2 separate regions of the Homo sapiens genome follow, and region 1 is linked to region 2. A link is a loop called in an ENCODE intact Hi-C map of the cell type or tissue named here. Cell type or tissue: gastrocnemius medialis. All regions are shown on one strand. Each heading gives the region's core, and the rest is flanking DNA. Links, peaks and the distances in the headings are about the cores only. Region 1 overlaps LIMK1 (LIM domain kinase 1). Region 2 overlaps ELN (elastin).

Region 1 (8,324 bases), core at 81-8,080, 66 kb after region 2:
CAAAAAAATGGGGCAGGGCTGATAAAGATTAGATTACTGTGTGACTTTGAGCAGCTGCTTTCTCTCTAGGCTTTGGGGGTCTGTTTGAACAATGAGGGAGTTGGATACCTTGGAGCTTTCTAAGATTTCTGTGGCGCCTTTATTGACACCTTGAGAAGTAGCATGCAGTGTTTCTACTTTTGGGCAATTGGTCACTTCTTTTTTTTTGAGACAGTCTCACTCTGTCGCCCAGTCTGGGGTGCAGTGGTGTGATACCAGCTCACTGCAACCTCCACCCACAAGGTTCAAGCAATTCTTGCACCTCAGCCCCCTGAGTAGCTGGGACTACAGGTGACCACATGTGGCTAATTTTTGTATTTTTAGTAAAGACAGGGTTTCACCATGTTGGCCAGGCTCGTTTCAAACTCCTGGGCTCAAGTGATCCTCCCTTCTCGGCCTCCCAAAGTGCCGGGATTACAGGTGTGAGCCACCGTGCCCGGCCCAAGTGCTAGCTTTCTCTCTCTCTTTTTTTTTTTTTCGAGACGGAGTCTCGCTCTGTCGCCCAGGCTGGAGTGCAGTGGTGTGGTCTCGGCTCACTGCAAGCCCCGCCTCCTGGGTTCACGCCATTCTCCTGCCTCAGCCTCCCGAGTAGCTGGGACTACAGGCACCTGCCACCATGCCCGGCTAATTTTTTTTTTATATTTAGTAGAGACAGGGTTTCACCATATTAGGCAGGATGGTCTCGATCTCCTGACCTCGTGATCCGCCCGTCTCGGCCTCCCAAAGTGCTGCGATTACAGGCATGAGCCACCACGCCCGGCCCTACCAAGTGCTAGCTTTCATTTGACGCAGTGAATGTTTCTTGTACACCTGGCAGGTGCCTGGCACTGCATAGGCACTGTTGAGATGTGAAGGTGGCCCTGGGGACAGAAAATTATACTGGGCTTGACTGTGTGTCTCCATCCCTTGACATCAGCCAAGCCAGCAGCTGCTTTACATACATGATGAGCAGACAGCTGCTTGAAAGAGATGAGGAAACTCCCAGACCAACGGCTCTTACCAGAGGGCCAAGGGAGGTCCCCACAGAGTCAGAGGCTGCAGCTGGTCCCTGAAATCCAGGCAGAATTTTAGAAATGAAGACAGTCAGCTGGGTGCAGCGGCTCATGCCTGTTATCTCAGCCACTTCGGAGGGCTGAGGTGAGAGGATTGCTTGAGCCCAGGAGGTGGAGGCTGCAGCAAGCTATGATGACACCATGCATTCCAGCTTGGGCGACAGAGCGAGACCCTATCTCTAAAATAAAAATGAAGAAGACAGTTAATGACGTCTCCTCCCTGTCTGCCTCACTGGGTAAGCATTCGCCCAGCCAACATCTGGAACATCCCAGTTCTGCAAAGAGCCACACCCTTCCCAGAAAGAGCCCAACTTGCCAAAGATTTACTTATTTGTTTTAAACTGGTTTTAGTTGACCGCTTTTCATTTTGTGTATAGCAGCGTTTTAAGGAAGGTCTAATTTATCCAGGCCACCTGCTGCTTTAGCAAACCAAGGGAGAGGATGTGAGATTCTAAGGAATTTACATATGTATGTCATATATATATATATATATATATAGACACACAATTTTTTTTTGAGACAGGGTCTTGCTCTGTCATACAGGCTGGAGTGCAGTGGCACAATCATAGCTCACTATAGCCTCAGATGCCTGTGCTCAAGCAATCCACTCACCTCGGCCTCCTGAGTAGTGAGACTACAGGCACACACCACCACACCCAGCTAATTTTTTAATTTTTTGTAGAGACTGAGTCTTGCTGTGTCGCCCAGGCTAGTCTTGAACTCCTGGGCTCAAGCAATCCTCCCACATTGGCTTCCCAAAGTGCTAGGATTACAAGCGTGAGCCACTATGCCTGGCTTATTTTTAAGGTTATATGCATGCAAAGCCTGTATCAATGAAAATATTTTCTTTGGTTTTTTTCAACTTTTCATCTTCGCATTTTGCAGATTTATAGAAAATTTGCTAAAATAATAAGTCCATTGAATACATACACACCCTTCACCAAGGTTCACCAATTCGTAACTGCCATATTTGGGAGTTATATGTGTGTCTCTCTATATATACATATATGGATACAGATACATATACATGTTTAGTGACTTGTTTATATTTGTACATACATGTACATGTTGTTATTTATTGATCGTTTGGGAGTAAGTTGCAGGGATCATTGACTCCCCCACAATTATGCTAGATATTCTCAAAAGAAGGACCTTCTCTTTTTTTTTTTTTTTTTTGGAGACAGGGTATCACTGTCATTGAGGCTGGAGTGCAGTGATGCGATCACAGCTCACTGCAGCCTCAACCTCCCAGGCTCAAGTGATCCTCCCACCTCTGCCTCCCAAGTAGCTGGGACTACAGGCACGGGCCACCACGCCTGGCTAGGCATTCTGTTATGTAATTATCAATTGTATCTTATAGTTCAGTGATCACATTTTGGAAATGTAACATTGATACCATTATCTAATACACAGACCATATTCAAATTTTGCCTATTGTCTCTATACTGAACTACTGAGCTGTCCTTTATAGCAATCTCCCCCTCATCCACAGTCCAGTCCATGATCAACATTGCATTTAATCGTCATGTGTCATCAGTATCTTTTTTTTTTTTTTTTTTGAGACGGAATTTTGCTCTTGTTGCCCAGGTTGGAGCGCAATGGCGCAATCTTGGCTTATTGCAACCTCCGCCTTTGGGCTTAAGTGATTCTCCTGCCTCAGCCTCCTAAGTAGCTGAGATTACAGGCGTGCACCATTATGCATGCCTAATTTTTGTATTTTTATTAGAGACGGGGTTTTACCATGTTGCCCTGGCTGGTCTTGAACTCCTGACCTCAAATGATCCACCCACCTCAGCCTCCCAAAATGCTGGGTTTACAGGCATGAGCCACTGCGTCTGGCCATTTCCTCAGCCTTTCATTGCCCTTCATGATCTTGACATTTTTGAAGTGTACAGGCCAGTCATTAAAGTAAAATGTTTTTCCTTTTTTTTTTTTTTTTTTTTAAAAAGAGACAGGGTCTCACTGTGTTGCCCAGGCTGGTCTCAGACTCCTAGGCTCAAGTGATCCTCCCGCCTCAGCTTCCCAAAGTGCTGGGATTACAGGCGTGAGCCATCGTACCTGCCCTCGCATTTGGGTTTGACTGATGTTTCCTCTTAGGGAGACAGGCTCTGCAGGTTTGGCCTGATACTGCATAAGTGATCCTCTGTCCTTCCGAGTGGATCTTGCCAGGAGACATATGATGTCAGTGTGCCCTTTGCTGAGGATGTTCACTTTGATTACTTGTTTTTTCTGTACTGTAAGGATTTTTTTCCCTTTGTCATCAATAAACCATTTGTGAGATTTGAGTCTGTAAATATCCTGTTCCCAAAAACCCTTCCCCAAATGATTTGAGCATCTATTGATGATTCTTGCCTGTAGCGATTATTACTAGGGTGGCTACCAAATGCTGAATTTCTAACTCTGTTCTTCCTTCTGCATTTGTTACTGTAAGGAAGAGCTTCTCCCCCATACGAGAATAGTCTTTTTGTTTGCTTGGTTGTTTTTTTGAGATAGGGTCTCACTCTGTTGCCCAGGCTGGAGTGCAGTGACATGATCATAGCTCACTGCAGCCTCGACCTCATGGGCTCAAGCGATCCTCCTGCCTCAGCCTCTCGAGTAGCTGGGACTACAGGCAGCACCACCATGCCTGGCTAATTTTTTATTTTTTGTAATGGTGAGGTCTCACTATTTTGCTCAGGCTGGTCTCGAACTCCTGACCTCAAGTGATCTTCCCACCTCAGCCTCCCAAATAGCTGGGATTACAGGAGTGTGCCACCATGCTCAGCTAATTTTCTGTAAAAAATGTCATAGAGATGGGGTCTTGCTATGCTGCCCAGGCTGGTCTCAAACCCCTAGTCTCAAGCAATCCTCCCACCTTGGCCTCCCAAAGTGCTGGGATTCCAGGCATGAGCCACCACACCTGGCCCTGTTTTTCTTAAAGTTCTCAGTCTCCTCTCTGCCTTACCCCCATCCCCTTTTCCATCTCCAGGACCTAGGGCAGAGACAAAGTGAGCATTCCCTAAAAAGCTTTTATGAGGCAAAATGAAAACCAGCTCACGCCTATAATCCCAGCACTTTGGGAGGCCAAGGTGGGTGGATTACCTGAGGTCAGGAGTTCAAGACCAGCCTGACCAACATAGAGAAACCCCATCTGTACTAAAAATACAAAATTAGCCAGGCATGGTGGCACATGCCTGTAATCCCAGCTACTCAGGAGCCTGAGGCAAGAGAATCACTTGAACCTGGGAGGCGGAAGTTGCAATGAGCCGAGATCACTCCATTGCACTCCAGCCTGGGCAACAAGAGCAAAACTCTGTCTCAAAAAAAAAAAAGAAAAGAAAAGAAAACCAGGTCCCTAACACCGAAGAGTTAAAAGAAATAAGTAAATTTGGCAAATTGGTCTTTTTGTGAGTTAGCTTATAGGCAACTGATCGAGGGTCTCTTTCCCGTCTTCACCCTGCAATTGTGGCTCAGGGCAAGCTGCCAGCTCCCTCCTGCCAATGCAGGAGCAATAGAGCTTGGCCTCCTCTTGCAGGGCGAGTTTGGGAGTCAGATATGAAGCCACTAATCCGGGACCTTTTTGGGACCCAAGGCACTCATCTGCCCCAAGCATACCAGGCAGGCCAGGTGCAATGACTCATGTCTGTAATCCTAGCACTTTGTTTTTGCGACGGAGTCTCGCTCTGTCCACCCAGGCTGGAGTGCAGTGGCAGAATCTTGACTCACTGCAACCTCCACCTCCCAGGTTCAAGCAATTCCTGCCTCAGCCTCCCAAGTAGCTAGGACTACAGGCGCCCACTGCCACGCTCGGCTAATTTTTGTATTTTCAGTAGAGACGGCGTTTCACCATGTTGGCCAGGCTGGTCTCAAACTCCTGACTTCAAGTAATCCATCCACCTTGGCCTCCCCAACTGTTGGGATTACAGGTGTGAGCCACTGCGCCCGGCCAGTCCTAGCCCTTTGGGAGGCTAAGGCGGGCGGATTGCATGAGCTCAGGAGTTCGAGACCAGCCTGGGAAATGTGGTGTAACCCCGTCTCTACTAAAAATACAAAAAAAATTAGCTGGGTGTGGTGGTGTGCACCTGTAATCCCAGCTACTCAGGAGGCTGAGGTACGAGAATCGCTTGAACTCAGGAGGCAGAGGCTGCAGTGAGCTGAGATTGTGCCATTGCACTCCAGCCTGGGTAACAGAGTGAGATTCTGTCTCCAAAAAAAAAAAAAAAAAAAATTCGAGACCAAACATACCTGGGATTTGGAAGGATAGATCTGTTCCCCCAGGGTGGAGACAATGGTCCATTGAATGGGAACAGCTGAGCATCTTGTGTGGGTGGCCAGTGCCTACAAGCGTGCCACCTTTCTCCAGCTCACACCTGTGGCAGACATCAGTAATTGATTACAGAATTCCTCCCCTGAAACCAGAACTCGGTGTTCTGGCCATCTGCTACTTCCCAGTCACACGAAGTAGAATCCTCCACCTGCTCACCCTGGATCTGGTGCCCTTCGCCTTGGTTTCCTGTTGGGGCTCTGAGGGACAGGTGGGCACTGGCCTGACCCCTGCCTTACCCACAGAGTGGATCCGGGCTGCATGAGCCCAGATGTGAAGAATTCCATCCACGTCGGAGACCGGATCTTGGAAATCAATGGCACGCCCATCCGAAATGTGCCCCTGGACGAGGTACGGTCCTGAGTCTGTGGGGCAGGACGGGAGGTAGTGCCTTCATGCCTAGCCCCCTCCCCACTCCACCCCCATTCACATGCCTGCTGTCCCCAGATTGACCTGCTGATTCAGGAAACCAGCCGCCTGCTCCAGCTGACCCTCGAGCATGACCCTCACGATACACTGGGCCACGGGCTGGGGCCTGAGACCAGCCCCCTGAGCTCTCCGGCTTATACTCCCAGCGGGGAGGCGGGCAGCTCTGCCCGGCAGAAACCTGTCTTGTAAGTCAGCCTGCTCCTCGGTTCAGCTGGGTGCTTTCACTCCTGCTGGGGCTCAGGGGCTGTGGGACCTAGGTCGGGGAGCCAGCCCTGCACAAATGCAGCCCAGGCTTGAGCCAGGGAGGTGGAGGCTGCAGTAAGCTGTCATCACACCACTGCTCTCCAGCTTGGGTGACAAAACAAGACCCACTCTCAAAAAAAAAGAGGAAACACACATTTTTTAAAAAGCCGGGGACGGGGCCAGGCGTGGTGGCTCATGCCTGTAATCCCAGCACTTTGGGAGGCCGAGGCAGGTGGATCACCTGAGGTCAGGAGTTCAAGACCAGCCTGGCCAACATGGGAAACCTCATCTTTACTGAAAATACAAAAATTAGCCGGGCTTGGTGGCAGGTGCCTGTAGTCCCAGCTACTCAGGAGGCTGAGGCAGATGAATCACTTGAACCCAGGAGATGGAGGTTGCAGTGAGCCAAGGTCACGCCACTATACTCCAGCCTGGGCAACAGTGTGAGACTCTGTCTCAAAAAAAAAGAGGATGACAGAGCAGGATCTGAGGGGTTGAGGGGAGCTGGGGGCTGCCACTAGAGCCAGGATAGGCCGAGACACTGGGATGGGCAGCCTTTGGACTGTCCCAGGCGGGCCCTCCCAAAGCAGGGGGTGATTGCATAGACTGGCATGGACAGGGGCATGCAGGCAGGAGGAGGAAGGGGCAGGGCCTTGGCCGGGTGCTACCTGTCCCCCGGTGGCACTTGGCACCATGTGTGCCCCCCAGGAGGAGCTGCAGCATCGACAGGTCTCCGGGCGCTGGCTCACTGGGCTCCCCGGCCTCCCAGCGCAAGGACCTGGGTCGCTCTGAGTCCCTCCGCGTAGTCTGCCGGCCACACCGCATCTTCCGGCCGTCGGACCTCATCCACGGGGAGGTGCTGGGCAAGGGCTGCTTCGGCCAGGCTATCAAGGTACAGAGCATGCCAGGGTCTCAGGGGACAGTCTGGGTGGGACCCCTCCATCCTCCTTCCTTCCCAGTCTATGGAAACACAGTGGAAGGGGTATCTGGCTTCCAGACTCCCTGGCCAGTGCCCTCTCCTCCCTTGGCCTCCTGGAGCTAATTAGGAACAGGGGACCTCCTACAGGTAGACTGAGACCTTATGTGCGGGAGGTCATTGAAAGGTGGCTCCTAGCCAGGCACAGTAGTTTATCCCTGTAATCCCAGCACCATGAGAGGCTAAGGCTGTAGGATCGCTTGAGCCCAGGAATTCAAGACCAGCCTTGACATCATCTCTACAAAAAATTTAAAAATTAATTGGGTATAGTGGTGCATGCCTGTGGTCCCAGCTACTTGGGAGGCTTAGGCAGGAGGATTGTGAGCCAGGAGTTCAAGGCTGCAGTGAGCTATGATCATGCCACAGCACTCCAGCCTGGGCAATAGAGCAAGACCCCATCTCAAAAAAAAAAAAAAAAAGACAAGGGATTAATACATCCCATCCACTTGGGTATTTGGGAACATCCCATGCACAGCCTAGAGTATGAAGCCATCTGCACATCTCCCTGGCAGTCCTGGGGTGGAGATGGGGCTTCCTAGAAGGCGGGCTTACAGCAGAGCTTCTGTCTTCACACCTCTGTGTCCCACACGCAGGTGACACACCGTGAGACAGGTGAGGTGATGGTGATGAAGGAGCTGATCCGGTTCGACGAGGAGACCCAGAGGACGTTCCTCAAGGAGGTCAGTGAGCGGAATGCCCTCTTCCCTCCAGAGGGACTTCCAGGTGCTCACCCCTGCCCCATCAACACAGGTCGGAAAAGGGCTCTGGGAACCATTGAAAGAAGAGCGAGCAGGCCAGGCATAGTGGCTCACGCCTGTAATCCCAACACTTTGGGAGGTTAAGGAGAGAGGATACTTTGAGACCAACCTGGGCAACATAGCAAGACCCCGTCTCTACAAAAAAATTTTAAATTAACCGAGCTTGGCAATGTGCACCTGTCATCCCAGCTACTCGGGGGGCTGAGGTGGGAGGCTCGCTTGAGCCCAGGAGTTGGAGGCTGCAATGAGCCATGATCGCACCACTGCACTCCAGCCTGGGGAACAAGGCAAGACCCTGTGTCCAAAAAAAATAAAAGTAACTGCATTGGTCGGGCATAGTGGCTCACGCCTGTAATCCCAGCACTTTGGGAGGCTGAGCCGGGCGGATCACCTGAGGTCAGGAGTTCGAGACTACCCTGGCCAACATGGCAAAACCCCGTCTCTACTAAAAATACAAAAATTAGCCCAGCATGATGGTGGTGAGTGCCTGTCATCCAGGCTACTCAGGAGGCTGAGGCAGGAGA
Region 2 (8,324 bases), core at 72-8,071:
CCCCGTCTCTTTCCAGCTGTGTGGCCCCAGGCATGTCCCTTAACCTCTCTGAGCCTGATTTCATGTCTTAAGATGATAGTCTCTGGGAGCGGTGGCTCACACCTGTAATCCCAGCACTTTGGGAGGCCGAGGCAGGCAGATCACTTGAGGTCAGGGGTTCAAGACCAGCCTGCCCAACATAGTGAAACCCTGTCTCCACTAAAAATACAGAAATTAGCCGTGCTTGGTGGCATGCACCTGTAATCCCAGCTACTCAGGAGGCTGAGGCAGCAGAATCGCTTGACCCAGGCAGACGGAGGTTGCAGTGAGCTGAGATCCCACCACTGCACTCCAGCCTGGGTGAAAGGCCAAGACTCCGTCTCAGTCTCAAACAAAACAAAATGATGATAGTAAGCCCTGCCCTTCCAACTTCACAGGCCGATTTCAAAGAGCAAGAATGAGAACACACTTTGTAAACAGAAACTGCTCTGGAGACAAGCAATGTCATTATTGCCATCAGCATTATTCTTGTTTCCATGTAATTGTGGGTTTTGCCATTGAAAGTAATGGCAAAAATCGCAGTTACTTTTGCACCAGCCTAATAGTTCTGGCTCCTGGAGGACTGACTCTACCTGTTTCCTTTCAGGGGTCCCTGGGGCCATTCCTGGTGGAGTTCCTGGAGGAGTCTTTTATCCAGGTAACGTACATGAAACTTCCACACACCCAGGTCATGCGGATGATGCTGATGTCCATAATAGATGCACATTTTGACACTACAGAAGGTAGGAACATTGACACGCCTACCAGAAGTCACACCCACTTAAAAATGCAATTAACAAGACATTGATTTACAGCTATTAAGAGCATACAGGCTGGACATGGTGGCTTATGCCTGTAATCTCAACACTCTGGGAGGCAGAGAAACAAGGATTGCTTGAGGCCAGGAGTTTCAGACCAGCCTGGACAACATAGTGAGATCCCCCTCTCTACACACACACACACACACAAATTTAAAATTAGCCATGTTCTGCATTGAGAAAAATGAAAATGAAGTATAGAAATTAAAAAAAAATTAGCTGGGCATAGTGGTGCACGCCTGTAGTCCTAGCTACTGGGGAGGCTGAGGCAGGAGGATCACTTGAGCTTAGGAGTTCAAGGCTGCAGTGAGCTATAATAGCACCACTGCACTGAAGTCTGGGTGACAGAGTAAAACCCTGTCTCTAAAAAGAAAAGGGGAAAAAAAGAAAAGAAAAATCAAAAGTAATACTTTCAATACTTAAAAAGTATTTGAGGCCAGGCACGGTGGCTCAAGCCTGTAATCCCAGCACTTTGGGAGGCTGAGGCAGGCGGATCACAAGGTCAGGAGATCAAGACCATCCTGGCTAACACGGTGAAACCCTGTCTCTACTAAAAATACAAAAAATTAACCAGGTGTGGTGGCGAGAGCCTCTAGTCCCAGCTACTCGGGAGGCTAAGGCAGGAGAATGATGTGATTGAACCCAGGAGGCGGAGCTTACAGTGAGCCGAGATCGCGCCACTGCACTCCAGCCTGGGCGACAGAGGGAGACTCCGTATAAAAAAAAATTAAAAAATTAAAAAAAGCATTTGAGTGTACAGAAGTGACCTGGAAGTGGGGAGAGACGCCAGCACTCCCCCAGATACATACTGACACTGGACTACTGGCCAAGCAGAAGAGAAAACCGAGGCTTGCAGAGAGCAGGTCTTGCCCAAGGTCACGTAGTTAGGCAGAGGTGGATTCAGCCATAGCTGGGGGTGGCAGCGGGCTTGCCTGGCAGAAGTACCGATGATCTCTCTTTCTCTTTCTCTCCCCCCACAGGGGCTGGTCTCGGAGCCCTTGGAGGAGGAGGTGAGCTCAGAAACCACACTTGTTCATCACTGAAAGGGCCTGGGTTTCACCCGAGCCACATGCATCCTCAGACCTGAGAACCCTGGGAGACCCGAGCATCAAGGACTCCCTCATTTCACAGACAGCATCCAGGCGGTGGGAGGAGGCTTCTTTGAGAACCAGAACCCATTGGCCTTCCCAGTCCCTCCCCTAGACTTTATGTCTGGTGCCCTCTGCCTTCCTATTTCTTCTTTTTTTTGGTGGGGGAGGACGGGGGGACAGAGTCTCGTTCTGTCGCCCAGGCTGGAGTGCAGTGGCGTGATCTCAGCTCACTGCAGCATCTGCCTCCCAGGTTCAAGTGATGCTCCTCCCTCAGCCTCCCAATTAGCGAGGACTACAGGCGCGTGCCACCACGCCCAGCTTATTTTTGTATTTTTTCTAGAGACAGGGTTTCATCATGTTGGCCAGGCTGGTCTCGAACTCCCAACTTCAAGTGATCTGCCTGACTCGGCCTCTCAAAGTGCTGGGATTACAGGCGTGAGCCACCTTGCCCGGCCCCTTGCCCGGCCCCTTCCTATTTCTTTTTATCCTCAAAAACCTCCCTGCCAAGCCGGCTGAGCAGGCACCATCTTCTTTTTTTTTTTTTTGAGACAAAGTCTTGCTCTTGTCACCCAGGCTGGAGTGCAGTGGCGCGATCTCAGCTCACTGTAACCTCCACCTCCCAGGTTCAGGTGATTCTCCTGCCTCAGCCTCCTGAGTAGCTGGGATTACAGGCACATGCCACCACGCCTGGCTAATTTTTGTATTTTTAGTAGAGACAGGGTTTCACCATGTTTGCCAGGCTGGTCTCAAACTCCTGACCTCAGATGATCCGCCTGCCTCAGCTTCCCAAAGTGCTAGGATTACAGGCGTGAGCCACCACCCCCAGCCCATCATCCCCTTTTGAGGCTGAGACTCTGGGACTCAGAGAGTATAAACCACGAGTTAGAAGTAGAGCTAGGTTCCCAGGGGCTCCAAGTCTGAGCGGGAGGACCTGGGGTGTGTGATTCCACACTGCCCACACTTTGCCCGGGTTGGGGGTTGGATAAGTAGTAGATGGATAAGCTGGGCCACCCCATTCACTATCTTCTCTTCCCTCTGCAGCGCTGGGGCCTGGAGGCAAACCTCTTAAGCCAGGTAAGACCCAAGGCCTCGGAGCATTGAGAGACAGCGAGGGAGCTGGGGAGGGAGGAGCCTACCCAGCTGGGAATGGGACAAGGAAACTAGGAACAGGACAAGGAAGCCAACGGGCAGGAGGAAGGAGGGAGGTGTGGACACCGATTAGCCTCCCAAGGATGAGTAGGCCGGGGCCAGGTCCCAGGGCTTCCAGGAACAAGAGGCTGGAAGCAGCTCCATGTCCTCCCTGTGTGAGGGCGTCTAGCATCTACCCTACATGTGCATGTGTGTTCACCCAGCTGTCCAGAGACTCCTCTCTGCAAAGGAGAGGCTGTTAGAGGCAACATCAGGGATTGCTCCGGTTCCAGTGGCCTCCAAGCCTTACATGACCCTCGGGAGCTCAGACACAGATCCTCAGCCCCAGACTTCCCCTGAGTGGTCCCCTAGCCCTTGACCCCAGACCAATACCCCAGATCACCCTGACCTTGATGCCATTCTGAGCCCTTCTCCTGACTCCAGATGGAGCACTGGTCTCAAGCCAAAGCTTAACCCCAGCCCAAGCCCTGAGCCTAATCCCAGGCTGAACCCTGACCCTGCTGACCCTGGTCCCACAGGACCCCCAATCCTGGCCTTAGGCCAAGCCCTGACCCCAAGCCCAAGCTGAGCACCGACCATGGCCCCGGATAAGCTCCCCTCCTAATCTCAGGCCCTTTCCAGCTGTGTCCAGACCACGGAGTTTTCCAGTAAGAAGGTGTGGCCGGATCTATCCTGGCCTCGCCCAAGGGGCTGGGATCTGCCACGAGGGTCCACTCTCAGCTCTGGGGAATGCACCCCCAGGAAGGAAGGTGGGGCAGGTCCCTCCGGGAAATACTGGCGGATAAGGAGCAGGTGGAGGAAACAGCGTCTCTGTCCAGATTGATGGTCCCTCGGCATGAGACGCTCCACATGTGACTTTGGCCGCCCCACACCCTGAGCTGTGTTGCCCTGGCTCAGAAGCCCAAGTCTCCAGGACACAGTTTAGATGTCCAAGAGCTCTTATGAAATCCTGATAGTTGATAATCCAAGTGCAAATGAATCTTCAAGACCCAGATTCCCCTGCGCTAAAAGTCCATCTGGGTTGTGAAACACCAGGGCTGGAGCCAGGAGAGGCGGGAGAACGGGGTGCCTGGGGTCTACAGGGCTCTGCAAGGCCAGGAGACCCTGGGAGCTTGCCACTTATCCCCGCCAGCACCTATACCCTGTCTTCCTGGAGCAGGTGAGGGTTCTTAGCAGGGTCTTTGACGGTGAAGAGAGGACAGGGGAGATGATAGTGGTGCAGAGGTGTGGAGGTAGGTCTGTGCTTGGCCTAGAAGACCCAAATTGAGGAGGTTGTGCCTGCAAAGCTGGAGGGTACATTCATTGATCCCACTAGGAGCAAGAGACACATAGCAGGTTGTGGTTAAACACCAGAGGAAAGACAGACAACTCCCTACGAAGTTCCAGGATGTGTAGTTGCAAAAGTGAAGCTTTTGTTAATGAAAGATTTAGGTTAGACTTCTGAAAGAACTTCCAGCTCAGGGTGAAGGAGTCAATCCAAAGGAAAGTCAGAGCATCTCCTTCTGATAAAAAGGGCAGTGTTTCCAGGCAAGGGGCTGGATTCCATGACCTCCCCGAAGACTCAGGGCTACAGAAGGGTCGGCAGAGCCCCCATGGCACCCCCAGGGAGGCCCCCACATCCGGGCTGCCAGGACGTCTGGGCCTGCCCAGGCAGGATGGAATGGAGCACAGGCAGCGCGTGTCATGCTTGGGAACAATTAATCCCTTGGTGACAGAGGGTGGGTGGCCTGGCAGCTGCTTTTCCACGTGGGCGCCACCACAGGTCCAAGCTGGCCCTGCCCTGCCTCAGCTCTCAGCGGGGGACCAGGCAGCTGGAAGCCTGCACACCCAACACCCTGAGCACTAGCCAGAGGCCAGCCGCCCACTGAGAGGGGCACGGGCATGGACAAGAAGGAACTGGGAGCACCCACTGTGTGCCCTGGGTAGGTTGCACAACTAGGTGCTTTCTGCACACATGCTCACTGGTCCCAGCAAGGCAGGTGATATAATGGCCATTTTGTAGATGGCAAAAACTAAGCCTCATCGGAGAGGCAAATTGACCTGCTTGTGCTCATGGAGGCTGGGTAGCAGCAGCAGGGTCTGAATCTAGAACTCTCTGACTCTAGAAAGAAGGAGGATGGAGCTGGCCAGGTCCCTGGACTCCCAGCTGTGGTCAGCCCCTCCCCGCTTTCTCCTCCTTTCCAGATGCTAGAATCCTTGGGGCATTTGGGGCAGGTGAGTGCAAAGGAAGGAGGGCAGGCAGAGACAGAAGTGGTCAGGCCACATGACAGGATGCTCAGGCTGGGATCATGGGAAAAAGGAAGATGGCCCCAGAGAAGCTGCCTGCCCCCCACTGCAGCCCCAGCCTCTTCTCACTTCCTGTGCAGTCCTCAGCTTCCCCTCCCAGCCCCTCTGTGGACAGGAAAGGTCTGAGCATGTCCCTTGCCCTCTCAGAGCTCAGGAAACATGCCTGGCTTGAGAGAAGCGACTGCCAGCGCAGGTGGGTCTGGCCCGGGTGCTGGGAAGTGACTCCTGCCTGATCGCCAGGCACTCCCGCCCGGAGGCAAAGATGCTTCTTACATGAGGCTGGCTGAGTTTCAGAGGGGTCCAGCTCCCACTAGTAGGAAATGAGGGACGAGGAGTGGTTAGTAACGGAGACCACACCCAGGGAAAGCCAGGGGGGACCTCTCCAGGGTACAGCAGGCTCCATGTTTGGGATCCATCCCTGGAGAGGACTCACCCCTGAGGCTCAGGACTAGCACTTGTAGGAGAGATCGTCACATAATTAGAAACAAACCTGGCATGGTTGTGAACTCTGACCTGATGGCCCATTGGTCCTGGCCAAGGCAGTGGAATGTCTCCCGCAGTGGGAGACGAAGCGATTGGGCCCAGATGTGGGGAGGAGAGAGCCAGAGGGACCCATTTGGCGTCTCATAAACATCTTAGTAGGAGGCTCCTGGGCTGCAGGGCAGGCTGGATGGAAGGACAGATGGGTAGTGGGGACACAGGAGTTCCCCGATGCAGGTGAAGGGGAGGGGACTGAGTCAAGAGATATCTGCAAGGAAGCAGAAGAGAGACCTCACTGGCCTGGGGTGAGGTCTCGCTCACGGACTCTGCTCTGTCCCAGCCCTTGCTGAAAGCCCTGCTGAATCTTGTTAGCCAGCAGGGCTTCTAGGAGAAGCACAGGCCTGGCCCAGGCTTGTTAGGGATCGGTGCAATGACACCTGCACTGCACATAGTAGTCGCTCACTAAACTACTGGTGGATGCTATTTTATCAGGATCGACCCTGAGCATCACAGGCTTAGGGACCAGCCTAGGGACCTGAGTGGCTGATCACAGCACTGCCCTAACTCCAGGAGACATTTCCCACTCTGGGCCTAGGAACACTGCCTACACTCCTGTCTCTGTTTCTTATCCACAGTTCCCGGAGGGCTTGCGGGTGCTGGCCTTGGGGCAGGTGAGTGCTGACACCCAAGAAAGATATCCCCTGTGGGGACCAGCCCCTGAGCTCAACCCAGGGCTGGTATGCAGCACGGTCATGGAACAAGGGTGCAGGCCAGGTTCCGTCCTGGGCACTGACGGGGACTGATGCTGATACCAACTGCCCCAAGCAGCTGCCCAGGACATGAGGAAATCACAGCTGAGTACCTGGGTTCCTTTATAACATAGTAGTGAAGGCTGCATGGAGGAAGCCCCATGGACCAAGGAAGCCCAAGGGAGTCGCTTAACTCAGCAGGGGTTCAGGAAGGCATTCTAGAGGAGGTGGGTGGGGAAATTTGACCCCAAAAGATCCATGCAGTTTTCAGGAAGGCTGAAGTGAGAGGATCCCTTGAGCCCAGGAGGCTGAGGCTTCAGAGAGCTATGATCATGTCACTGCACTCCAGCCTGGGCGACAGAGAAAGACCTCATCTCTTTTGTTGTTCTTGTTGTTGTTGAGACAGAGTCCCACTCTGTCACCCAGGCTGGAGTGCAGTGGCTCAGTCTCAGCTCCCCGCACCTGGTGCAGTTGATCTCAGCTCACCACAACCTCCACCTCCCCGGTTCAAGTGATTCTTGTGTCTCAGCCTCCCAAATAGCTGGAATTACCAGTGTGCACCACCACGCTCGGCTAATTTTTGTATTCTTAGTAGAGACGGGGTTTCACCATGTTGGCCAGGCTGGTCTCGAACTCCTGGCCTCAAGTGATCCACTCACCTCGGCCTCCCAAAGTGCTGGGATGACAGGCTCAAGCCACCGTGCCCAGCCACAAGACCCCATCTCTAAAGGGAAAAAAAAAAAAAGAGCCATGCAGTTTTGTCAGAGCTGTCTAACACATTAACCTCGGCACACAATCTAGTTCTGGTACTTAGGCGCGGTGGCTCACGCCTGTAATCCTAGCACTTTGGGAGGCTGAGACGGGCAGATGGCTTGAGCCCAGGAGTTCGAGACCAGCCTGGGCAACATGGTAAAATCTTGTCACTACAAAAAATACAAAAAAAAAAAAATTTGCCGGGCACAGTGGCATGCACCTGTAGTTCCACCTACTTGGAAGGCTGAGGCGGGAGGATTGCTTGAGCCTGGGTGGTTGAGGCTGCAGTGAGCCAAGATCGCACCACTGCACTCCAGCCTGGGTGACAGAGTGAGACCTTGTGTCAAAAAAAAAAAAATCCATTACCGGTGAGCAGTGCTCACATGGATGTCCTGCAGGCATTGATGTCTGGCAGAGAGCGGAAGAGCCTCCAATGTGCTTCCTGAGTGGGGCACAGCCAGGCAGGGCCAGAGCGTAGGAGTCTTCATAGGTGTGGTAGCTCAGGACCTCACCCCATCCTCCCCTCCGCAGGGCTCGGCGCCTTCCCCGCAGTTACCTTTCCGGGGGCTCTGGTGCCTGGTGGAGTGGCTGACGCTGCTGCAGCCTATAAAGCTGCTAAGGCTGGTGAGTGGTGCTCTTTGGGACATGCCACAAGCCCTCTGGCTTCCGTGGGGCCCTCCGCTTTGCAAAGAACCTTCCCTCAACTCAGGCTTGGGAGCCGGGTGGGTGGGATTGTCAGTTGCAATCTACTGGGGCTCAGGGAGGCAGCTAGCTGTGCCCAGTCTGAAGGTGAGTTAGTAACGGGGCCAGACCTCAATGCTGGGCCCTCAGCATGCAGCCCCGGGCCCTTCTGCCTCCCCACTGTTCCTTACGCAATGCCTCACCTGTCCTGGCTCTGCAGGCGCTGGGCTTGGTGGTGTCCCAGGAGTTGGTGGCTTAGGAGTGTCTGCAGGTACGATGGCTATCCCCGAACTCCCTGG

What was found. A loop is a pair of places that touch in the nucleus more often than their neighbours do. Peaks named below come from ENCODE experiments on the same cell type or tissue, not always from the same donor. Only the 100,000 strongest peaks of a DNase experiment are listed, where the experiment ranks them.
Region 1: a loop joins it to region 2, with 7 times the contacts of the local background. A loop is called at or near these places in 2 of 110 quality-filtered maps.

The regions. Positions count from the first base shown.
Region 1 is chr7:74,100,236-74,108,559 of GRCh38, forward strand. It overlaps LIMK1 (LIM domain kinase 1), which reads left to right. Exons shown (of 16, transcript NM_002314.4): 6 at 5,640-5,745; 7 at 5,842-6,008; 8 at 6,775-6,958; 9 at 7,636-7,722. Among named protein-coding and RNA genes, the nearest start is that of LIMK1, 21 kb to the left of the region's middle. RefSeq lists enhancers at 378-447, 5,239-5,739. In gastrocnemius medialis, for the core only: no CTCF peak of the experiment used is centred there; DNase peaks (open chromatin) are centred at 1,026 and 4,696; H3K27ac peaks cover 1,537 bases.
Region 2 is chr7:74,034,739-74,043,062 of GRCh38, forward strand. ELN (elastin) reads left to right here. Exons shown (of 33, transcript NM_000501.4): 2 at 626-676; 3 at 1,817-1,846; 4 at 2,969-3,001; 5 at 6,478-6,513; 6 at 7,876-7,968; 7 at 8,246-8,296. Among named protein-coding and RNA genes, the nearest start is that of ELN, 11 kb to the left of the region's middle. In gastrocnemius medialis, for the core only: no CTCF peak of the experiment used is centred there; DNase peaks (open chromatin) are centred at 3,943, 4,833 and 5,538; H3K27ac peaks cover 2,860 bases.